3 separate regions of the Homo sapiens genome follow, and regions 1 and 2 are each linked to region 3. The links are chromatin loops, found by intact Hi-C in ENCODE. Cell type or tissue: CD14-positive monocyte. All regions are shown on one strand.

Evidence for each region. Peaks named below come from ENCODE experiments on the same cell type or tissue, not always from the same donor. Only the 100,000 strongest peaks of a DNase experiment are listed, where the experiment ranks them.
Region 1: it touches region 3 in a loop (3-fold over the local background); 3 of 110 quality-filtered maps call a loop at or near these places.
Region 2: it touches region 3 in a loop (2.8-fold over the local background); 33 of 110 quality-filtered maps call a loop at or near these places.

What each region holds. Positions count from the first base shown.
Region 1 is chr9:136,560,732-136,568,731 of GRCh38, forward strand. No RefSeq gene overlaps it. Among named protein-coding and RNA genes, the nearest start is that of NALT1, 17 kb to the left of the region's middle. RefSeq lists enhancers at 2,883-3,743, 3,744-4,605, 7,776-8,000. In CD14-positive monocyte, CTCF peaks have their summits at 3,997 and 4,196; DNase peaks (open chromatin) are centred at 60, 2,430, 3,480 and 4,080; H3K4me3 peaks cover 1,594 bases; H3K27ac peaks cover 2,920 bases.
Region 2 is chr9:136,682,583-136,690,582 of GRCh38, forward strand. AGPAT2 (1-acylglycerol-3-phosphate O-acyltransferase 2) reads right to left here and starts at 4,875. Exons shown (of 6, transcript NM_006412.4): 1 at 4,594-4,875. The coding sequence starts at 4,775. RefSeq lists enhancers at 1-30, 3,480-4,341 and silencers at 4,062-4,631, 4,852-5,051, 5,522-5,601. In CD14-positive monocyte, no CTCF peak of the experiment used is centred here; DNase peaks (open chromatin) are centred at 4,589 and 4,939; H3K4me3 peaks cover 3,307 bases; H3K27ac peaks cover 3,107 bases.
Region 3 is chr9:136,485,613-136,493,612 of GRCh38, forward strand. C9orf163 (chromosome 9 putative open reading frame 163) reads left to right here. Exons shown (of 1, transcript NR_172629.1): 1 at 1-455. Among named protein-coding and RNA genes, the nearest start is that of C9orf163, 6.1 kb to the left of the region's middle. RefSeq lists a silencer at 3,249-3,298. In CD14-positive monocyte, CTCF peaks have their summits at 3,190 (motif pointing right) and 3,409; a DNase peak (open chromatin) is centred at 3,159; H3K27me3 peaks cover 434 bases.

The DNA.
Region 1 (8,000 bases), 75 kb after region 3:
ACATGTTGAAGGCGTGGCCTGGTGGGCCATGATTGAAGCACGGGATGGACTTCCCCCTTCGCACTCTCTCCTGCTCTGGCCATATGAAAATGGTGCCTGCTTCCTCTTTGCCTTCCACCATGATTGTAAGTTTCCTGAGGCCTCCTCAGCCATGCCTCCTGAACAGCCTGCAGAACTGTGTCAATTAAACTTCTTTTTTCATAAATTACCTAGTCTCAGGTAGTTTTTATTTTTTGAGACAGAGTCTTGCTCTGTCGTCCAGGCTGGAGTGTAGCAGCTTGATCTCGGCTCACTGCAAACTCCACCTCCCAAGTTCAAGCGATTCTCCCGCCTCAGCCTCCTGAGTAGCTGGGATTATAGGTGCTTGCCACCATGCCCAGCTAATTTTTGTATTTTTAGTAGAGACAGGGTTTCACCATGTTGGTCGGGCTGGTCTCGAGCTCCTGACCTCGTGATCTGCCTGCCTTGGCCTCCCAAAGTGCTGGGATTACAGGCTTGAGCTGCTGCGCCCGCCCTTAGGTAGCTCTTTATAGCAGTGTGAGAATGGCCTAATACACTCCTTTACTTTTTAGAGCCCCTAGGAGCAGAGTTAGGGGTAGAAGTGTGTCCTGGGGTCCAGCTCGATCCCTTTCCTCAGCTCACAGGACCCTCTGATGGAGCCTTCCACAAGCCCCACAACCCAGACTGCTGGGCTCGTCATTATGGTTGGAAACCACAGTCATTTTCTTAAAACTTCACTCGGTGCCCATTGCCCCACCAGACTGGGACCTGCAGAGGACAAGGGTTGGGTGGGTGCAGCATGCCAGGGTCAGCATAGACTTAGTGCGGGGATGGGTGGTGAGTCAAGCCGGGGCCCTCCGAGGCAGCACTGGGTCAGCTTTCAGAGCATCGGTCCTGGGACTTTCTCTGTGGCGTCCTCCCGGTGGCCATGCCCTCCAGCCACGGGAACTCTCCCTTGTAGCCCAGGGTACTTGGCATCTCAGGAAGGCCCTGCGTTCCAGGTGGGCCAGGAACCCCTGCACAACTCAGCTGATGGAACCAAGTGGACAGGAGACTAACCCAAGATGCTCTGTGCTCCAAAAGTCACTGAGTCTCTTGAGAACAGCCTTTGACCCAGTGGTGGGGAGGCCCCGTGGCCTGGTCGTGGCCGTGGTCAGATCACCGTGGCCGGGGTGAGTGAGGACGTGTGCTGGACGGTAGCCTTGTTTTCTCTGGACAGTGCTGGAGCTCATCTGGGACTCCACCACCACCCAGTGCTTGCCCGCGACCAGTGGCTCCTGTGAGGAGGGGACCCCGTGGCCCGTGGCTCCCGTGCTCCTGCGTGGACCGCATGCCCTCAGTTCTGGCTTCTCCTGGCCGCCTCGAGTCCCACAGCCGAGAGGGAAGACTCCCGAGAGAGCTCCACCCAGAGGCGCTACTGAGGGCCCACGCTGGCCGCGTGCGACCAAACCCTCCTGAATTGTTCACCTTAGAGCCAGTGTGTGTAGCTCATCTTAATCATTGAGTTTGCATTTGTTTTAGAGTGAAAATATGATTTGCCCCAGGTGAGGCCCAGCTCCGGAATGAATGTGCTGTGCTTTATGCCCAGGACTTGGGCTCTCCCTGGGGTCCAACGGTTGCCCCTGTTGCATCCTCCTCACCCCAGCTTTCCCCCCAAGGCAGGAAGGGACACTGAGGCGGCAGGTCTGGGATGGGCATTAGGACTCGCTTCCTGCCCTGCAGGGCTCCAGAATCACTGGGGAAGCCCGAGGAGAGCTCAGGAGTTGAAATTCAGCCCGTGGAACCGGGATCCTTGATCCTCATATCCACCTGGTCTCTGCCTGAAGCTGGGTGACCTCAGGCAGGTGACACTTCCGCTCTGCACCTTGGGTGCCCTTCTGTGGAATGGACTCACTTTTGGCACCTGTGAGGGGATGAGGTGGGCTCAGTGGGCACTTGGTGCTTGGCCCTGGGCCTGGCTTGTGGTCAGCACTTTCAGTGGACAGCTGTGGTTTGGGGACCCACTGTTCCCCTAACCATCTGCCCACGTGTTTGGACTTCTGGGCCCAGGCTGCCTGGAACAGGGGGGCCTAGGACCTGTGCAGACCCTATCTTCCAGGGGAGTTGCCGACCTGGGGGACATGAGCCATCTTTGCCACACCGTGGGAAGGGATTACCAGGGAGGGAGCCCACATCAGGGTCAGGGAGCCCAAAGAGGGACAGACACAAAGTCCAGGCAGCATTGCCGGAGCCCTGGATCCAGCCACGCCAGGAGCTGCTGTGATTCTGCAAGCGTTCACTGCTTACAAGGCAACTGAACAGTCATCTTCCCCTTTTGACCTCCAGCGACCACCCCTCAAGATCACTGGGAAACTGAGGCCTGAGAGGGAAGGACAGCATTGAAGGTTGTCCAGGAGGTTAGAGCAGACGGGAGGAGAGCCCCGGCCTCCAGGTCTCCTTCCCACGGGAGCCCGCTGGCTGGGTGTGTGGGCCGCCTGCCTGAGCCGCTGCTGTGGGAACCACCCGCTTCCTGAGCTCCCCTGAGCCCCCGCCCGCTGCCAAGCCAGCCTGGGAAAGCCCCTGTGGCGGTGAGCTCGGGGCTCAGAGCAGACCCTTGACCCAAAGCCTGTCACAGCAGACGCCGCATCCTCCCCTTTCCTCCCAGCCCGCGTGGCTAGGCTGGGGTCTGCCCTGCTAGCGGCCTCTGGCCTGGAGCCTTCTCCTGCCTAGGCCCAGCAGTGGGCCCCCCACCAGCATGGACCCTTCTGTAGTCCCTGCGCCCACCTCCTCAGTCCAGAGCCAGCTGGGGCAGGCTGGCCGCACAGCACATTGAGGAGAGGCTGTTGGCTCTATCGGGAAATGGCGACCCGATGTCCTCCCACATGCTGAGCTGCACCCACCCTGCCAGCAGGTGCTTCGGGAGACTCAGAGGTTCCTGGTGGGGTCAGAGGCACCTAGGACCCCAGGGCCAGGCCCTCGTTTCTGTTTACTCCTGGAAGAAGAGAGTTCTTGTCCTCCCTGGCAGGAGCTGGGCTTCAACAAGTCCCCTGAGGGCCCCTGGACCCTGGCAGTCCCTGCGCTGAGCCAGGAGCCGCTGCGGACCAACCAGACCAGGGTCTGACACCTGCCGGGCTGAGTCTGGTTTCTGTTTCTCAGGTCACAGAGGGGTTTGGTGGCTGGCGTGGGGGCCATGGAGCTGGGTTCTCAGGCGACTCTGCTGCGTCCACACTGTTCCCTCAGTCAGCTCCATGTTCTCACCTGTACAGTGGGGCTATGGTGAGACACGCAGCGGGTGGCTGATCAGGTGCGCTCAGCATGAGGCCAGCAGGCAAGACCCCTGCCCAGAAAGCTGTGGGGCCACCTGCCCACCCGACAGGGCCTGGACCATGCCCTCCATGCGAGAGCGAACTGCCCAAAGCAGCTGCCCCGGGACAAATCTCCCCCTCCCTGGCCCCGTCATACCCCAGGCCCTGGGATTTCCAGAGGCCCACGGGCTTGTGGCTCAGAGCTTGGGAAGTGCTCAAGGGGAGGGGCCCAGGACTAGGCAGAAGGGCAGGATTGGGGACAGGGCCGTGGGACTCCTATAGTGACCGCAGGGAGGAGCAGCCCAGGTCACAGCAGAAGGGGCTGAGGAGGGGGGTTGTTGCACGCTGAGGGTGGGTGTGAACCTGACCAGGAGGCAGCTGCCAGCCTCACCTGGGAGGGGCGCCCTGCAGCCACGCCTGGCAGGAGGTCCCTGGAGCCTGCCCGCAGCCTCCTGCCTTGCCCCAGAGGCTGCATTGTCTCCCGCTGGAGAGGCAGGGAGGGCTTCCAGGAAGGGGCACAGCGGGCAGCACCCCAGGCCTGGAGCTAATGCGCTGGCTGCATGAAGGAGCCGGCCCCGACCAGCCCAGCTGCCTGCAGGCCGGGACCTGGGGGCCGAGGCCCAAAATGGAATCTGACAGCTAAGCCCAGCTCAACCAGGTCAGGGCCCACCTCTGGGGTGCAGTAAACAGGAAAGTCCACAGGGGACCAGAGGCTGCCACGAGAAAGGAAAGGGCTGGGCCAGAGGGTTTCACAAGATGTTTCAGATCAGCAGGAAATGGTGACTTCTCACTGTCTGACTCCACTGGCCTTATTGAGCCAGCACTGCGGCCAGCAACCGCGCTGGGTGTGTCTGTGAATTTCAAGGGAGCCCACACGTGGGCGGCAGTCGCCCCGCTGGACTCCCAAGAGGAAGCCCCAGCTCCCAGCCTCACCTCTCACCCCGTCCTAGTGAGGCCCTTCTGCGTGTGCGGTGATTCTGGACCTGCCCAGGCTCCCGGCTGGAGCTGGGCATGAGAAACTGAGGCCCAGCAGGGTCTGGGCTGACCCAAGGGTCCCCGCCTCCCATTGATGGGGCCCCACAAAGAAGCCCCAGGTGTCTCGGCAGGTCCCTGGCCCTTCTGAATCATTCCCCAAAATGTAAAGCTGGCTTTGTGCATCTTCTAGCGTGAGAACTGTTTGAAATTGGGTGGGCCAGGCAGTGTGAGGCCCCGCAAGCGCAGTCCTGGGTTGGGTCAGCCATGCAGCGTGAGGCCCTGCAAGCGGAGTCCTGGGTGGACAGAGCACCGCACTCCCGGCATCTGTGCACGGCCATGCAGGCCCAGCTCCTTTCCGGAGAAGGTCCCGGCTCTGTAGAGGGGTCCTCGCTCTGTTCCAGATGGAGTCCAGATTCCTTCTGACGACCGTGTGTCCTAAGAGGCATAAAATGCTCGCATTTTTGACCTAGTGATTCTCCTTCTGGGAGTTTATCCCGAGGAAATAGCACGAAGCCAGAAAACCTTCCGTGGGAGACGCCCCCGCCCGCGTTATTTATAACCGGGAGAAGCTGGAGCCGGCCCAGATGCAGGGGAGGCCCGGCTGGGAAAACCATCCCGTCTGTCTAATTGAATGATGTGCAGTTGTTAAAAGCAATGCCTGTGGAAAGTTCTAACAACGTGGGAAACACTCATTATGGGATGGGAGGTAGAGACGTGGATGTGTCGGCCGCCAAGGACTCTCAGCCGGCAAAGCAGACCAGGGCTGTGAATTCGAGACCTGCGCGTGTGGGAGGGAGGAGGTGCCCCATGGCCACCCCGGCCGTCCTGCAGGGGAAGAGGTGGTATGGGTTCTGCCAGGTTCCGCCCCGGTCCTGGCCACATGGTGATCTATGGGGGACCCTCTTACCAAAATGAATATGATTTATGGGACTCTATCTTCACCCCAACTCAGAGACTTTCCCCATGAGGCCGCAGGGGTCAGGATTCCAAGGTCTGTCTCTGAGTTTCTGAGTGGGCGGGGTGAGTAGGTGGCAGGGGAGGAGCCAGTTCCCACTGGGGCCAGCAGACCCCCTCCCTAATGGGCAGAGAGTCCCCTTGGGGCCTGCTCCAGCTGTCCTGGGAATGGTTTCCAGGCCCCAGGCCTTTGGGATGCAGCAATGACACCGGCTGTGGGGGTCGCAGCCCCAAAGGGGAGGGAAGAGTCAGTGGCTCCTGGGGAGTCCCGCAGATGCTCCCTCCACATTCCCCGAACCTCCGTCCCTCTCCAATCTATGTGGCTCACCCTTCCCACCCGCTCGGCTGCTGCGAGCCCGCGAGGCCCTTGAGGCCAGGCACAGGGCTGGACGTGGCAGGTGCCCATGAACAAGGAGGGATGAAGACTGAGGCAGGATGGGGCGGGTTGTCAGGGGTCTGATCAGGGGAGGGTGGAACCCCTCCACCAACACCGTGTGCTGACACTGGAGTGAGGCCTAGGCCTCTGGATGGGGAAGGTGGGGGACAAGGACCTGAGCCCCCAAGGGCCAGCGGGTCCCAAGGAGCACAGAGCCCTGGGGTGGGGACAAGGGACCCCTGCCTTCGGCTGAGTCCCTGGACCCCGACCCCGGAAGCACCAGGCCTGGGGCGCAGCCACCTCTGGCCAGCAGCGGCCGGGTCTGCCAGGCCAGAAGGCAACTCAGGACTCAGTGCGGCCGGCACTCTGCCCTCCCCCTAACCAGGGCGGGCCGAGGAGAGGCCTTCGCACCCCAGGTGCACAGGTGGTCCCCGGTGGGCTCTCACGGCAGCAAGGGGTAACAGCAAACGACTGGGCAGCCGAGGGCTCTGCTTCTCTTTTGTCTGACTCGTCATCACAACAGCCCTGTGAGGTGGGTCCACGTTAAAGACCGGGTGAGGAAAAGGCAGAGGCCGGTGGGGCCCAGACCACTCCAGCAGCCACTCAGGCCCCAAGGAGGTCCCGGGACTCCAGGGAGATCTCCTGGGGAGAGGATCTGAGCCTCTGCCAGACCCCAAAGCTGGCGAGCCACGGGAAGGCGGACACGCGGGAAAAAGGCAGATATGCGGGAAGGCGGACGGCCAGGGCTTCTGTCCCTCAGGCTGCCCTGAGCCCCATGCCCCACACTGGCCACTGGCACCCATCCCAGATAGAGCAGCTGGGAACTGACCCGGGCCAGGGAGTGGCCGTGGCTGGGCTTTGTACATCTCCCGGCAAACAATCTGTCCTTTCTACTGAAGACTTGAGTGCGAGGATGATCTACAGCCCCAGGGAGCTGCCTGGGCTTGCGGGGAGGGTCTGCCAGGGCTGGGGGGGGAAGGTCTGCCCGGGCTGTGGGGGGGGGAGGGTATGCCAGGGCTGGGGGGGAGGGTCTGCCAGGGCTGGTGGGGAGGGTCTGCCCGGGCTGGGTGGGGGAGGGTATGCCAGGGCTGGTGGGGGAGGGTCTGCCCGGGCTGTGGGGGGAGGGTCTGCCAGGGCTGGGGGGGGAGGTTTTGCCAGGGCTGGTGGGGAGGGTCTGCCCGGGGGAAGGTTTTGCCAGGGCTGGGGGGGAGGGTCTGCCCGGGCTGTTGGGGGAGGGTCTGCCTGGGCTGTGGGGGGAGGGTCTGCCCGGCCCCCTGTGAATTTCGGGCCTATAAGGTGCCCCGGGTACGGCAGACATTTTTCTCACCATTAATCATTTCCATACCTACATAAGATGCAAACGAGGCGAGGTGAGATGTCTTTCTCCACCCTGCACAGCGGATGGGATGGGCCCAGGCTGGCCTCCCCCAGGCTGCTATGCGTGGGAGGGGCTCCCTCGGCCCTTCCCCAGGTGCTGCAGCCTCTGTCCCTTTCACTGTGCTCAGGGCCACACCAGGCCCCTGAGGCTGGAGAGTGCAGTCTCCGCCTCTCAGAAGGGGCTGGGTGGCAGGACCCTCGGGGAAGCCCTGCTCTGTGACTGCTGATGAGCCCATTCGCCCGCCGCGCCTCAGTCTTCTCTCCTGAAAACCAGGCAGCGCTTCCTTCCTTCAGGGGGGCTGGAAGAGCCCCTGGCTCCCGGGCGGTCCTGGGGACCGGCAGAGGCCCTCAGACCTGAGCACTTCCCTGAGCATGAATGGGAACGACCAGGAACGAAGTCTGACCCAGGCCACGTGCGGAGAAGCCCCGAAAACCCTGTACTCTGTGAGGCAGCAGACACCCAGGCCACACGCGGTCACATTCCATTGCCATGAGACGCCCAGAGCAGGCCAGCCCGGGGATCCGGGTGCAGAGAGCGGATGGGACCAGGGAGGGGGTGATGGCTCCTTAGCGGGTAGGGAGCTCCTTAAAAAACGTTTGGGAGTCAGAGGCAGCGCCACACGACCTCCGGCTGCACCGAATGCCACGGGGCTGTACGGTTTTGATGGATGTGAGTTTCAACTCAATTTGAAAAACAGAAGGGGTGCAGGTCGCCCTCTCTGGGCGGCAGCCCCCACCCCAGCTGGAGGGGAGGTGATCTGCCCACAGGCTGTGGGTGGGGCTCAAACCCGGGTCTCTAACGGCCAATCGAAAGTGCAGAGAAGCCACCCGGACTCAGTTTCCCCTTCCAAAATAGAGGTCTTGTTCTGGGGACCAAGGGCCTGTGTTCCCGAGGGCACCCTTAGAGCAGGAACAGGCTGGAGGAGTCATGGGCGGGGTAGGGAGGGAGAGGGTGGTGGTGGGGGCTGAGTGGGGCCATTCACAGCTCCTTAGGAGGGACAGCCCTCCACCCACATCCGGGGCGGCTGATGGCC
Region 2 (8,000 bases), 200 kb after region 3:
GGTGACTTGTGCCAGCTTTGCCCAGCAAGGCAGGAGGCCCAGGGAGCAGCCCAGCACCCAAAACTAAGTGAGGCTGAGCCCAGACTGGGCCCTTCTGGTGGCATCGGAGCAGTGGGCTCCTGCTGAGGGAAAGCCCAGGTGCTGCCTCAGTCTTTTTCAGGAGCCCTCAGACTGGAGTCCACTGGCCTCGAGCGAAGCCCCGTAAGAGACCCCTCTGGGGTCTGCAGGAACCCAGCCTCCTCAGACCGCCTGAGCTCAGCCCCCAGGCACCTGGGCTGCTCCCACACTCAGGCTCTGGGCCTGACGGGGATTTGGATCCCATTTCCCTTCTTCCCAGCTATGGCCTCGGGCAAAGCATTTGACCTCCCAGGCTCTTGTGGAAGGGTGTGCAGGCTTACATTCTATGAGGCGGAGACACCCGGGGCACCATCGGGCCAGGGCAGGACCTCCACCAACAGTGGCTGTGATGGGGATGACTAGGGGGTGGGGGGGAGGGGGGGAAGAATCCAAAATGGGTGGGGCCGGGCACGGTGGCTCATGCCTGTGACCCCAGCACTTTGGGAGGCTGAGGCAGACGGATCACTTGAGCTCAGGGGTTTAAGACCAACCTGGGCAACAGAGCGAGACCTTGTCTCAAAAAATAAAAAAAAAAGTCCAAAGTAAATCGAAGCAAAAGGCCCCTCAATGTGCCTAAGCCCCCAATCCCACCAGCACCTGGCTCAGGCAGCTGGGAGGCGGTTCTAGGTCAGGGCCCAGGCCACTGGCCAGGCTGTCCTCGTGGAAGGCCACTCGCTGACCCTTGCCTTGGTCCTGGGCTGGGACACTCCCAGGAGACCCAGCAGCTCTCTGAGCCAGGACTTGCCCATCTTCAGCTGCGTGAGCTCATTCAGGGCAGCCCCCTCCCCCTCTGCTGGGGCTCGCTGGGGCCACCGGGGACAGGGACCCCAGTGAGGAATCTGGTGTTTTCCGACAAGTGTCATCCAAGCTGCAGCACAAGGCGGGATGGGTCCATAGGGGTGCGGGGTCCAGCCCACACAAACACCCGGATGTGGGGGGTCCCCGTGACTCCTCAAAGCGGATGTGTAGGAGTGCAGGTGTGGCGGGCGGGAAGGAGGTGGGGCCAGAGAAGCCCTCCCATCCCTCAGTCAGGACAGCTCCAATTTCTGGGCCTGCACAGAGACACCTGGAGCGCTCTGGAGGACCAAGGTCACGGTCTCCCTTGGGACTAAGACCCCAGTGCTGTGGTGACACAGGGCCCCCGATGGCATCTGTCATCACCGGACATCTGTCAGAGGACCCGGGACCATGCACTGGCCGGCAAATCTGGGTCAAACCTTGCCCGACATCCCAAGTCCCCTGTGCGTTCTCCCCACACTGGGCGTGTGGTGTGGGCACGTGCTCCATGGGGACAGGAGCCTGCCCTGCAGCCAGGAGCTGCCACAACCACTAGGTCCCGGCCTCCAGATACCAGCAGAGCGTGGGGTTCAATTCGGGGAGCATCCTTAAGAGGAAGAGCACCCCTTTTCTGTCTGGGACCCTGAAAATGGTGGGAATAGAGGTCAAAGGAGCCGGAAACTAACTGCTGTTTCCCTAGGCTGCCCATCTGGTCTCCTTTGCTGTATGAAAAAGTAAACTTCTCTGTGGATTAAGCTGCTGTCTTGAGGGTTTTCTGATCCTGTAGCTGAACCCAGCTGTAGGACACGGAGCCGCTCTGGGCTTTGCTTTCCTCTGTCGAATGGATGTACCAGGGCATCGGCCCCTGGTGAGGAAACGTCCCCTGCAGCTCCACCGTAACTGCGCACACAGGGAAGGGCTCAGGGGACACCCCCTGCCTGGAAGGGGTCCGTGGTCTCAGCCCCAAGCCCGGTGGGAACGAAGGCTGCCTCAGAGGTTCTAGTCCCATCACTGTCCCTCACACGCTCAGAACTACGGTGTAGACGGTGGGGGTCTCTTGGGTGCCGCCTGGAACCCCGTGGGGAGGGGCTGGGCCTCAGCCAGGGCAGCCATTGCTCAGGGGCAAGATGGAGCGCCCCTCCCAGAGCTCAGGCCTGCCGCAGGGCTGCCTCACCAGCCCCAAGCGCTGGGCTGGGAACAAGGGGAAAGGGAAAAGCAGGTACTCTGGAGTCACTGTCAGTGGGTTCGAACCCCAGTTCCACCCCATCCTGGCTTGGGGACCCTGCCCCAGTTTCAAGTTGCTTATCTCAGCCTCAGTGTCCTTATTTGTAACACAGAGCACACGCGAATCCCTGTTCCTGAGGCTGGAGGCACCCGTGGCGTACAGCAGGAACAGAGGCCGAGTATCCCCTCCTTCCCTTCCAGCCCCCCGGGTCCCTTCCCTGGAGTGACAAAGCGCCTGCTCTTCATCTGCCTTTCTCACCCCTCCCGACGGCCCCCACGGAGGGAACGCACGTTCGCAACAGCCCCACTCTTAGCCATTGCTGGGAGTCTTGGAAGTCATCAGGGACCCTGGGGCCTGGGGAGCACGTGCAGAGGTGTGGGGGAAGGTAGCCATGGAGCCCCAGGCCTCTCCTCCAGACTGCCCTGCCCTCTGGCCCTCCCTTCTCTTCAGGGACCAAAGCAGGAACAAAGCACCTGCTGTTAGTAGCCAGTGTCCCGGAAGCCACTACTCCACAGGCCTGAGCCTGGGTGCTGCCCTGGAGAGGTGAGGGCGGCAGGAGGGTCCCATCCAAGCACCATCAGAGGCCCCAGGTCCCGAGGACACCCAGGTTAGCCAGAATCTCCAAGCTGAGATGGGGACAGGGCCCAGTGGGGCAGCAGGGCCAGTGCCAGCCAACCCAGCCTGCCAGGTCCATAGAAAGGGCAGCAGGTGAACTGTGATTTGGTCCCTGGAAAACAGCTAGGAAGTCCAGGCAGAGGCCCCTGCAGAACAAGCCAGGCTTTCTCACACGAGGAGGCCGCCGATGAAGAGGCCCGTGGCCTGTGGCCTGGCTCAGTAGTGGGGTCTGCTCCAGGGTCTCCTAAGTCAGGTGCCCCATCATTTCTGCCAAAAGAACAGGACCCCGTCCCCTGTCCACACCCCAGGACACGCCCAGCACAGGATGCCCTGCAGGCATCAGAACCACACAAGCCATTTCCTCGGGGTGGGGGGCACCCCAAGGAACCCACAGACTGGCCCCTCCTCAGCTGGGAAAGCCGCACCCTCGCCCCTACTCTGAAGCACCCCAGGGGCTGAGGGGGGCCCCTCACAGAGACCCCTGCCTACAGGGGATCCCAGGGCCAGAACCACAGGTGAGGCCTTCACAGATTCCAGCACAGGTGCCCAGAGCCCAGCCCCCAGGAACTCCCTGTTTCTGCAAACTGCCTTCCTCGCTGAAGGGTGCTCCACTGGGGACGTCAGCGCCAGTCACCACCTGGGCCAGCCCTGGAGTGTGCGCTCCCCGGGACCCCGGCCTGGGCCACCTGGCCCACATCACCACTGGTCACACACGTCTGGCTGAGCAGCCAGCAGGCCCTTCTCGGACTCTCCATGCTCACCATCAGGCCCAGGGTCCTCCTTCATATTCCTGGAGCTTCTGGGGCTCCGTTGGAAGCCATGACTGTAGGCCCGTTCCAGCAGCCTCAGTGCCCTCCCAGGGCTGGCAAGGACAGCGAGTGCAGGGAGCTAGCAAACCCTCACCCACTGCCCCTGGAACCACGGGGAAGGGGGCCTCTGGGGCCACAATGCCCCCACCCCAGGCCATTGCAAAAGCCACTGGCTGGGCAGTCCAAACAGGGCAGGGAGAAATGTAGCAACAGCCTGGGGACGGCTAACAGGGAGAGGGGGCAGGCAAGAGCCTTCTCCAGCAGCCACCCCGCCCAGGAGCAGGCAGCCCCCGCCGTCTTTGGCAGCCCAGTCTGACCTCTGGCCCCCAACCCCAGCCTGGCAAAACCAAGCTCCCACCTTCTGGAAGGCGTCCAGGGGAAAATTTCAGCCCCGCCGAACCCTAGTCCTAACTCTTCCTTCCCTTCGCTTGGAAGCTGGGCCCCCGGAGCTGTAGGCCAGGGGCGCGCTCCCCAGCACGGAAGCAGGTCCCCTCCGGGTCCCCCACCTCCCTGCGAAGAGGAAAGGGAGAGAAAGGGGAACCCGCCCCACAGGTGCGCCCATCACCGGGCGGACAGTCAGGAGGGGGTCGGAGGGAGGCCGAGGGGTGCCCCCACGCCGTCGTGCGCCCTGATCAATAGCCCTGGGGCAAGTCCCCGCCGCCCCGGCCTCGGTTTCCCCGCTCAGGAAGCAGGGCTGAGCCTCTCCCAGCGCGGACCGGCCCCCTTTCTCTCCGAAAGCTGCTCCACCCCCGGAACCCCACGCCGGGCTGCAGGGACGCGGCGGAGGCCGAAACCGGTGTAGACGCCCGGGGCCAGGGCGGGGGGTGGGGTGCTGGGCACTGTGACGCCGGCTCCTTGACCCCGTGACTCCGGGACCCCCTGACTCCGGGACCCCCTCCTGTGCCTGCCGCCGGCCCAGGCGCGCTCTCCCCGGAGCCCCGGAGCGGGGCGGGACGGGCGGGGCAGGAAGGAGGGAAGCCCAGAAGAAAGTTAGGGAAGCGGAAGCGGCGCGGCGGTTCCCCGGCCCCTCCCGGCGGCCCCCGGCCTTGCCTCATGTTCTCCACCGTCCGGCCGCCGTGGCGCAGCAGGCAGACGAGCGAGGCCACGGCGGACACCGTGAAGCACAGCGCGCAGTACAGGGCGACCTTGGCGTAGAACTCGGCCGCGCGGCTCAGCTGCACCAGCAGCAGCAGCAACAGCAGCGCCGCGGCCAGACACGGCCACAGCTCCATGGCCCGGCCCGGCGCCCGACGGCGCCGCCAGCTCGCTCCCGCTCCCGCTCCCGCTTCTCCCCCGCGCGCTCAGGCCCCTTATTGCGAGGGCGGCGGGGCTGGGCGGGGCGGGGCGCGGCGTGGGGGAGGAGCGCGCGGCAGGGAAGGGCTAGGTGCGGCGCCCCGCCCCGACACTGTCCCCAACAACGCCCCGACACGGTCCCCTCACCAGGCCCCGCCCCGCCACTGTCCCCAACCCCGCCCCGACACGGCCCCCCCTTCCCGCCCTGGGTCACCCGGCCCGGACCTCCCCTCCACGCTCCCTCCCCACAGCCTTCTGCCAGGTTACCGAGGCTCTGGCGCTCTGCTCCCACCCTCCCGGTCCCAGGGGACCCCCCCATCATGGCTTGCCGGTGGCTCGGGCTCTGGCGCTGCCCCCCATGGTCTGGGCCTCCTGCCCCGCCCGGTGCCCCCTCCCCCCGCTGCCGGGGCAGCCACAGGCTCCCGCGCGCAGAACCACAGCTCCCCAAGGGCGTAAAACCAGCGGGGATGCGCCCGTGCCAGGCCGGTGGCCACGCAAAGGGCCGCCGGAACCGCCCCCGAGTGACCAGTGGCCACCTGGCAGAAAGCCTGGCTCTTAGGGTGTTCTCGGTCCCCTGCGGGGAGACTCGTGGGGGCGCGCAGGCCAACTGGGGCGTGTGTCTGGGCGGGGCTGGGTTGCCCCACCCTGGGTGCCAGAAGTAGCCTTGTCACCAGGGACGCTCCGGGGGCAGGCGAGGTGGGTGTCAGGTGGCGGCGTTCACATCCGCTTGGCAGCACGGCCAGCGTGGCAGGGCAAGGTGCAGCTGGGACAAGGGCAGCAGTCACCTGGCCCGGCCCCCACCCGGCGTCCCACCTCAGGGAGCAGATGGAGATTGAAAAGCAGTTTCCTGGGGTCCCTCCTCATAGGGACTCTTGGGTTTGCTGCAGTTGCGGGAGTGCTGGCCGCCCTGCGCTCTAACGGGTCAGCAGGGGAGCACGGCCCCTCTTTTTTCAGATGCAGAGTTGAGCTGTTAAAACATTTCCCTGAACATTGTAACCACCCCCCAAACTGTACTGAGAGAATGACAAATACAGAAACTGCTCTTCAAATGAATGGGGAACTGCGGTCCTGAAGGACGTGGGGTCTCGCTGCCTGGGCTCAGCAGCCCCTGCCCAGGCGGTCCCAGCTTTTCTTGAAAGTGGAGACACATCCTTTTGCCTTAGGCCTGTAGGCATCTTACAGCGAAACCCAGGAGAGCATTTTCCAGCCCAGTCTCCTTCCAGATCCATATGGGCTTCATCTGGAATCAGCTTGGAGGGCCTGGCTTGACCTCTTTCCACGCTTGGAGCCGGAACTGCACACCCCGCAGCCGGGAGGTCTGAGAGCTGCACTGCTGTGCCTCTGAGAGGCTGAGAGGTGGCTGCTGACGGCTGCGGGGTTTTCATCTTCCAGGGCAGATGAGGTGGGTGCACCCTGCAGACAGGAGTGCCGCTGCCGGGAGCTGGGGGATGCGGGGGTGTGGGCTGGGGTCCCAGGTGGACTTCCTGGAGGAGTGGGGCTTCACAGCACCTTCAGCTGGAGGCTCTGTGCACCCAGGTCCCGAGCAGGTTGTACCCTGGCTGTGGAATCCAGTCCTCACAACCATCAGGCCTGTCCAGGGGCTTTACATGCCAGCCCCCTTCTTGTCCTTTACCTCCCAGCCCACCGACCTTTCCAGGGTGGCCACCATCTTCCTGCACCCCTAGGTGACTGTGTGTGTGTTGGACACCTCTCCCTCCTCTCCTCCCCCCGGAATGGAGCCCGTGGGGCCTCATCTGTTTTGTGCACCATGTGCGACCAGCACTCAGGCCAATGTCTGGCACATAGCAGGTGCTCAGCACACACTTTCCATAGTAGCAAAGGCATCCCCATTTTACAGAGGGAAAACTGAGGCTCTCAAGGGTGAACACCAGACAGCCGGGACGTGACAGAGGAAAAGAGGCTGACTCTGAGCCGGAAGACTCCTGCCAGGGCTGGCAGGAACAGTGCCAGGGCAGCACACGGTGACCCTGTTGCCTCCCCAGACAAGGTGGGGTTTTGCCCACTGCTCTCCTGAAGAGGGTGAGACCTAATTTCACCTCCTCCCTCTTCTCTGCACCTTGCAGAAGTGTTGAGAGAAACGTCCACTTTTCCTCCGACAAGATCCAAGAGGAGGCGGGCCAGGGACTTGGGGAGTGATGAGGAAGTACTGTGTATTTTAATATAATGCCACATTTGGGAAGCTAACACATTATTTGTTTCTAGAAGTAAAGCTCCAGAGAATCTTATGGGCTGGCAGAGATGCCAAGAAAAGAGATTTTCTTCTTCTTTTTTTTTTTTTGAGACGGAGTCTCGCTCTGTCACCCAGGCTGGAGTGCAGTGGCGTGATCTCGGCTCACTGCAAGCTCTGCCCCCTGGGTTCAAGAGATTCTCCTACCTCAACCTCTTGAGTAGCTGGGATTACAGGCGCCCGACACCACACCCGGCTAATTTTTGTATTTTTAATAGAGACAGGGTTTTGTCATGTTGGCCAGGCTGGTCTCAAACTCTTGACCTCAAGTGATCTGCCCGCTTCGGCCTCCCGAAGTGCTGGGATTACAGATGTGAGCCACCGCGCCCAGCCTAGAAAAGAGATTTTCTCTAAAATGAGTGCTTCTCACCCAGGGAGGGCTGGCATGGGCTCTGCTGGGTTTATCCCAAGAGTGTGGTGAGGGACTGGGAGCCTGGTTCTGTTGTGTAGGGATGGCCAGCGCCCTGTCTGACCCTTGAGATGCCCTCAGCTACCAGGGGCAGGGAGTGCTGGGCCGGTGGTGGCCGTGCGGCTGTACCCACCCAAGGACAGCTGAGAGTCCTCCTGGGCATTTGCTGGGACCCGGCCAGACAGCGCATGACACCAGGTGACAGTGAGAGCTGAGTTGGCACCGGCTGCTGAGGCCCGGGGAGCCCACACAGCTCAGGGAGCGAGTGAGGACGGAAGGACCAGCCAAGCCTCTCCAATTCCAGGAAGCAGAGATGAAGCCAGTGCTGTGTGGCCCAGGAAGGACTGGCAGGGGCAGGGCAGCCGGGCTTTGAAGACCAGTCCATCTGGCTTTAAACCTAAACCCTGAGTTAGCCAAGGCACCAGAGCCTCGGTTTCCTCATCTGTAAAGTGGAGACGTGACGCTCGCCGTGCCCAGTGTGTGACAGGAGGCAGCTGCCGGGCTGGC
Region 3 (8,000 bases):
CTGCAGCATCCGCTGGTTTCTCCATTCTCCAAGTCTCTGCCCCTGCTCACACCTGGAGGCTGGACACAAGTGTCACCACTTCCCTGAACCCCCCTAGGTGGGCTGGAATCAGCATCTGGTGCAAAGCTCTGTGACCACTGCTGTACCACATTATGCAGAGCACACAGGACAGGCTGGTGCACCTCCAGGCTGTGCCAGGAAACCCGCTGCCTTTGCGTCACCACAGCCTTGGTCACAGCGTGACCTTGGTGCCTCCGACGGGTCAGCTCCTCCCATTAGCCATGCTGTCCAGCACGGGGGCCGCTGGTGCTTGCTGTGAGACTGAGCTGGGCTCTGAGTGTAAACTACATGGTAGGTTGTGAAGGATGCAAATATCGAATCAATCATTTTTTATTGCATATTAAAATGACAATATCTTGGATGTATCAGATTAAACAAAATACTATTTAATTTTATTTCACCTGTTTCTTTTGTTTTTGACATAGCTGCTGGGAAATGTAAAACTCCACATGGGGCTGGTGTTACATTTCCACTGGACAGTGTTGGTCTAGAAGGCAGGCACTCAGCACCCCTAGCCTGTGCTTATAGCCTCCTATGATAGGGGCCTGAAATGCCAGAGGCTGATGGGTGGACCTGGCTCTTTGCTGACAACTGGCGGGCCAGTGGCGGTCCTCCAGGGAGCCCCCAGCAGAGCAGCAGTCTCAGTGAACGCAGGACGGCCCCTCACTGTGAGCTTCTGCTCCTCTTTCCTACCTGGTGTAAAATAGCAGTGGCGAGTATGTCTGGGTGCTTGTGGAGGTTTACTGGGCAGGCCTGCTCCCTGCCGGACACTGTCCTCAGCCCCTGACACAGACCCTTAGTCCTGGACGCTGAAGCTGGAGGCTTGGCCTGGAGAGAGGAAGGGGCAGTCTCTGTGAGACGGTTAGCTGGGTGGTCCAGGCAAAAAAACATATGAAGGCCTCCAAGGTGGAGAGCACTGACACGGAGCTCTTCCTGGAGGAGGAGGGAATAGGGCTGGGAAGCTGGAATCAGGGGAGAGGAAGCAGATCTGGAGGCAGGGTCCGTAGAGTTTGTTCTGTGGCGTTTGTTCATCAGGCCCCTGCAGGGGTTCCCTGTCAGCATGCCACCAGGCTGGCCAGAGGGTGGGCCAGGCTTCCTCTTCTTACCCTCATAGAGGAGAGGAAGTCACCTCTGTGAGGGGAAGGCCAGACCCCCAGGGCCATGGTGGGCAGTGTGGAGGGAGCTTCAGTCCCACTCACTTCCATGCACAAGGCCTGCCAAGCACACAGCATAGGGTCCGCAAACATGCTCACCACGCTGCCACCCCCTTCCCGTGTTCTACTCACCTCTGAGCCCCACCCTAACCTGGAGTGCTCGCCCGGTGTGCTCGCCAGGGGTGTGCAGCGAGACAGCACTGTCCACTTTCTAGGCCTTCCCAGGGCTGACATGAGGCTGAAGGTGCATCCCCGCCCTGGCACATGTGCCCTTGCTCTCGGCTGCTGGGGAATGGGTCCCACAGCGCCTCCTCCCAGCACAGGCAAAGGCATCTCCTTTTGGGCGCCCACCTGGCTAGCAGAGCACAGGTAAGATGGCTCCAGCAATGGTGGGCTAACTACCGTGTGTCCAGCTGTACTGCAAGCTTCCAGAAGTCAGAGACCCTCAGCCACTACCCAGGTGTTCAGCCTTGGGCAAGCTACCTGGCCTTTCCAAGCCTCTGCCTCCTCCCCTGTAAAAGAAGGTGACAGCCTTGCCCTTTCCCGGCCTCCTGCAAGGACTTCCTGGACCTGACCTCACAGGGTGGCAAGCGTATCCTCCACACCAGGCCTCCCCGGAGGCACAGGGCACATTGACGGCATTGCCAGCAGCCTCGTTACTGCAGGAGCGTCATGCTCCTCATCTCCAGCATCTTCAAGCATGTTGGGCACATAGCAGGTCTCAGAGAACATTTTTCTGGAATCATTGAGCCAAGTACTTACCATGTAAGGTGCTAAAAAGCACTAGGAATGAAGCAGAAAGCTCAAGGCTGATGTCGATGTCACAGTAACCTGGGACCGCAGGCCCCCAGGGCCACAGGAGGAACTGCTGGCTGTCCTTGAGCTGAGGCAGGGTCTTGGTAAGCTCACGAGTCCTCTATCCCCAAACCATGCACAGATGTCTGCTGAGTCCCTGCTGTACCCCAGGCACTGCTAGGAGCTGGGCTGTGGCCGTGAGACAGACAAGCCCAGACTCTGCCTCCGGGGAACATGGATGCTGGCTGGCCACAGAGGTGCCCATACAGAGGGCACCATGCAGTGTCTGCTGGGGACAGGCAGGAGGAGAAGGAGCATTTCTGGCTGAAGTGAACAGTCCACATGAGGCTTCTGCGGGGTGAGCGGCCAGTGGGCGTAGGCTAGTGTGGACTCTGTAGGCTTGCTAAGAGACCCGCAGGTGGTGTCTGGAAGTATAGGAAGCTTCCAGAGGCTTTTCAGCCAGGAGCGATGCAACCAGTTTGGGCCCCAAAGGCTCTCCAGGTTAGGGTTCGAGCTAGGGGCTAGGGAGAGCCAGGGCCCAGGAGGCAGCCTTGGGTGGCCTAGGAGAAAGAGGCGCTGAACCCAGGAGAGTCCCCAAGAACCCGGGAGAGTCCCCGAGGGCACAACCCCAGCACAGCACGGGGTTCACACACAGCAGGCAGGAGACAGTCCTGAGCATTGAGTGATGATTTAAGTGGTGGACATGGACTTGGTGGCCTGGGGACTGTAGATAGGGAAGAGAAAAGGGCCCGGGTGGAGCTGGGAAGAGCTCCAGTATTCGATGCCAGGCCAGTCGTGGCATTAACTCCTGGCAAAGTATCCGATGCCAGGCTGGCCATGGTATTGACTCCTGGCAAAGTGGCCCAACAACCCCCTTCTCCCCTCTGAGCAGCCGTCTCCCTGTCTGAAAAGTCACCAGGCTGGATGGCATCAACTCTACAGGCCTTCCTGCTCCTCTGAGGGCAGGTGACTCCTCGTGGTTTGACACGGACCGGGAATCACATAGCCCTGGCTCAGTGAATGGGCGAACTTGGCTAAGTCGCCTAACCTCTTTGAGCCCCAGCTTCCTCATGTGTAAAACAGGATAATAGCAGTGTCGCGGGGGATGGCCCTGGGCGTGGGGTGAGGGCCATTTCTGCCCTGTGGTCACTCGGGAGGACCTGTGGGGCGCTGGCAGAGCAGTGCCACCAGGGGGAGGCAGAGAGCCGCCTCTGAGTCGGCCAAAGTAACAGGTGCACGCTTGCCAGGTGAGGTTGCTCCCATCTGTCGTCTCAGCATTTTGGGAGGCCAAAGTGGGAGGATCACTTGAACCTAGGGGTTTGAGACCAGCCTGGGCAACATAGCAAGATTCCATCTCCACAAAAAGAAAAAAAAGTAAAGTTATACACTTTTCTTTTTTTTTTTTGAGACCGAGTCTCACTGTATCCCCCAGGCTGGAGTGCAGTGGTGCAATCTCAGCTCACTGCAACCTCCTCCTTCCGAATTCAAGCAATTCTCCTGCCTCAGCCCCCCCAAGTAGCTGAGATTCTAGGTGCCCACCATGGTGCCCAGCTAATTTTTGTATTTTTAGTGGAGAGGGGGGTTTCACCAGTTGACCAGGCTGGTGTGGAACTCCTGACCACAGGTGATCCTCTCGCCTCGGCCTCCCGAAGTGCTGGGATGACAGGTGTGAGCCACCACGCCTGGCCGTAGTTATAACTTTTCTAAGGTTCATTTTATTAAATGGAAAAATGCCAAACAGAACGACAAAGGCTGTGGTAGAATGTGCACGTTTGTGTGGACCCAGGGCACATTTTCACCAGAAAATCCCGTGCGATAGAGTGGAAGATATACCAAAAGCCACAGCAAATATCACGCGTGACTCCGCAGAAAATTATAGATTCCTAACAAACACTGAGAGTGTGTCCTGTGCTGTAAGGTCCAGGGATGGGCCACAAGTTCAAGGTTGTGTGAAGAACAACGGAAACCCACCTCTGAGGCCCTGGGCACCTGGCACCTGTCGTGTTGGGCATGAATAAAGCTTCGCAGCTCAGTCCTGCAATCTCCATGAGCCTAGACTTGTCCATCTTAAAATGTAGACGGTTAGGACACCTGCTGAAGGGGCCGCCAGGCTTAACTGTGCCAACACGGCATGCAGGTGGAGAACAAAGAATGCGATTGAAAACCTCCTAACGATAACAAGAGCTGTTCCCTTTCTGAGCCCTCACCCCATGCCCAGCGTGCACCAGCAGCTCACCATCGCAGGCCCAGGGCCAGCACCCAGGTCCCCACTTGACCCACGAGGACACTGAGGTACAGCAACAGCCAGGACAGCAGCCGCCAGGTGGAAAGCAAAGACACAAAGCAGCCAGATCGGGAGTCACGTCGGGGCAGGCGACTGAGGCGCCACCCAGCCACCTTCAAGATGCAGATTGAAGAACAGCCTTTCCCAAAGCTCGCTCACTCACTGACCCTGCGTCTTCGTCTGCAAAGCCTGAGTAACGTGGGAGGCCCTGCAACGCCCCCTCTGAGAGACCTCCACTAACGCCAGCACTTTTTTTTTTTTTTTTTTTTTTTTTTTTTTTTTTTGTGAGAGTGTCTTGCTCTGTCGCCCAGGCTGGAGTGCAGAGGCATGATCTCTGCTCACTGCAAGCTCCGCCTCCCAGGTTCACGCCATTCTCCTGCCTCAGCCTCCCAAGTAGCTAGGACTACAGGCGCCTGCCACCACGCCCGGCTAATTTTTTGTATTTTTTAGTAGAGACGGGGTTTCACCGTGTTAGCCAGGATGGTCTCAATCTCCTGACCTTGTGATCCACCCGCCTCAGCCTCCCAAAGTGCTGGGATTACAGGCGTGAGCCACCACGCCTGGCCAACGCCAGCACTTTCAACGCACCGGGACCAAGCTGGACCCGGTTTTGTTTTGAAACACTTTTACTTTTGCAGACGAATACGTCGGTGTCCCACCAGGAACCGCTGCTGGTGGATGCTCACCACGGGAAACAGCCGCGTGACGCTCCCCCTTGTCTGCCTCTGCCCAGTGCTGCCCCCTCCAGCAGAGCTCCTCATGTGTGGTTCGTGGATTTGGGTCCACGATGAGATAAGGAGCCACACAGAACGAAATCAGTCCACCGCTGAGCACGCAGTTGAGCCCCACGGACACCCTTTGCAAGTGAGACTTTTGGGATGAAGGCAGCACAGGCCTGTCGATCCCTGGAGCAGCCCGGGGGCTACGGCACCGTGCTTCCCTCTTGGATGGAGGCAGCCCTGCCTGCCGGGGGCCTGATTTGTGGGCCCTGATGAGTTGGTGCCTCCGGGCTCTTGGGACCCTCCTTTGCTCTATCCAGAGGGACGCAGCGCCACACTCGGGGTTCACGCCGGCAGCGGCGTGGAGTGAGTCACCAGGCTGAAGATACACTTGGTGTTTTCCTGCGCTGGGTGGAACTGTCTGGAGCCCCCTTGGCATCCTGCTGAAGAGTCCGAATCTGGACGTGAGCCTCCTGGAGATACTGAACACCTTTTAAAGTGTGGCCAGGCCCAATCTAGGGTGCTGTGAGTGTACTGTACATCCTGGGTTTCAAAGACACAGTACCAAAAACAAACAAACAAAAAGAATATAAAACATCTCATTCACGGCCGGGCGTGGTGGCTTACGCCTATAATCCCAGCACTTTGGGAGGCCGAGGTGGGCCGATCACGAGGTCAAGAGATCAAGACCAGCCTGGCCAACATGGTGAAACCCCCTCTCTACTAAAAATACAAAAATTAGCTGGGCGTGGTGGCAGGTGCCTGTAATCCCAGCTACTCGGGAGGCTGAGGCAGGAGAATCGCTTGAACCCGGGAGGCGGAAGTTGCAGTGAGCTGAGATCGCACCACTGCACTCCAGCCTGGGTGACAGAGGGAGACTCTGTCTCAAAAAACAAAAAACAACAAAAAAAAACTCATTCACTTTTTATGTTGTGTTAAAATAATATTTTTGATATATTGGATTAACTAAGCTGTAGTATTAATATACACTTTGCCTGTTTCTTTTTACCTTTTTAATGTGGCTACTGAAATATTTAAAGTTGCATATGTGGCCAGGCGCAGTGGCCCACACCTGTAATCCCAGCACTCTGGGAGGCCAAGGTGAGGAGAGGACTGCATGAGCTCAGGAGTTCGAGACCAACCTGGGCAACAAAGTGAGACCCCATCTCTGCAAAAAATAACAAAAAAATTGGGTGGGTGAGGTGGTGTGCACCTGTAATCCCAGCTGCTAGAGAGACCAAGGTGGGAGGATCACCTGGGCCCAGGAGGTTGAGGCTGCAATAAGCTATCATGGCACCACTGCACTCCAGCCTGGGTGACAGAGCAAGACCCTGTCTCAAAAACTTTTTTTAATTAAAAAAAAAAAATAACATATTGAGGTGAGACTCACAGAACCTAAAATTAACCACTTTAAAGTGTACGAGTTAGGCCAGGTGCAGTGGCTCACGCCTGTAACCTCAGCACTTTAAGAGGCCGAGGCGGGTGGATCACTTGAGATCAGGAGTTTGAAACCAGCCTGGCCAACATGGTGAAACCCAATCTCTACTAAAAATACAAAAAAATTAGCCGGGTGTGGTGGTAGGGGCCTGTAATCCCAGTTACTTTGGAGGCTGAGGCAGGAGAATCACTTGAACACAGAGGCGGAGGTTGCAGTGAGCCAAGATCACGCCACCACATTCCAGCCTGGGTGACAGAGCGAGACTCCGTCTCAAAAAAAAAAAAAAAAAGTGTCCGCGTTATTGGCATTTAGTGCACTCGAAGGGCTGTGCACGCACCACCTCTCCCTGGGCCCAGAACATTTGCGTCACTCCAAAGTAAAACCCCGGGCCGTCTTCATCCACGTCCCTACAAAGGACATGAACTCATCATTTTTTATGGCTGCATAGTATTCCATGGTATATATGTGCCACATTTTCTTAATCTAGTCTATCATTGTTGGACATTTGGGTTGGTTCCAAGTCTTTGCTATTGTGAACAGTGCCACAATAAACTAAAACTTAAAGTATAAAAACAAAACAAAACAAAAAAAAACCCCGGGCCGTTTAGCAGCCACTCCCCTTTCCTCCTCCCCCCGGCTCTGGGAACCATCAATCTACTTTCTGTCTCCATGGGTTCGGTGACCACAGGCACCCCATAGAAATGGAGTCACTGCACCTGCGGCCCTTTGCGGCCGGCACCCTTCACTGAGCACCGTGCTTCCAAGGCTTGTCCGCATGGTGGGTGTCAGCGCCTCCTTTTCTACGGTGGAATCATATTCCCTCGTGCGCATTCGTCAGGGTTCTTCCGGCAAGCGGAGCCCATAAGACGTGCCACTGGAGAGGTTATTGCAGGGAATTGGCCACACGACCTCGAGGCCTGCAGTTCCCAGGGTCTGCAGTTGCAGGCAGGAGGCCTGATGGCGTTGCGAGTCCGAAGGCCGGTGGGCTCCAGGCCCAGGAAGAGCCCACGTTTTCAGTCCAAGTCTGAAGGCAGGAAAAGACCAATGTCCAGTGCAAGCGGTTGGGTGGGAGGACCCCTGGCACTCGGCCTATTGTTCTCCCCAGGCCTCAGCGGACCGCACGGGGCCCACCCACACTGGGGAGGGCGGACTGCCTTACCCGGGCTGTGGATGCAAATGCGAACCTCATCCAGAACACCTCAGAGACACACTCCGTTTGGCGAAATGGCCCGGCCAAGCTGACACTAAGGTTCACCGTCACAGCAGACGGTTTTGCTGACCCGTCGTTGGCAGTGGACGCTCAGGCTGTCTGTGGCTGTACTGAGTGATGCCGGGACAGCAAGTGGCCACGTGCGTTTGTTTGAGTCCCTGTTTTCACTTCTTTCGGACAGACCCCCAGGAGTGGAATTTCAGGGTGCTGGGAGTTTTATGGGCAGGACTCCGGCTGGGTCACCCCCTTTGAAGACAAGAGTCAGGCCACTCACTGCAGTTCCACGGTGGCCCCTCCTGGTCCTGGTGCCCAGCGCTGGCTGGCAGACGCAGCCCCCAGC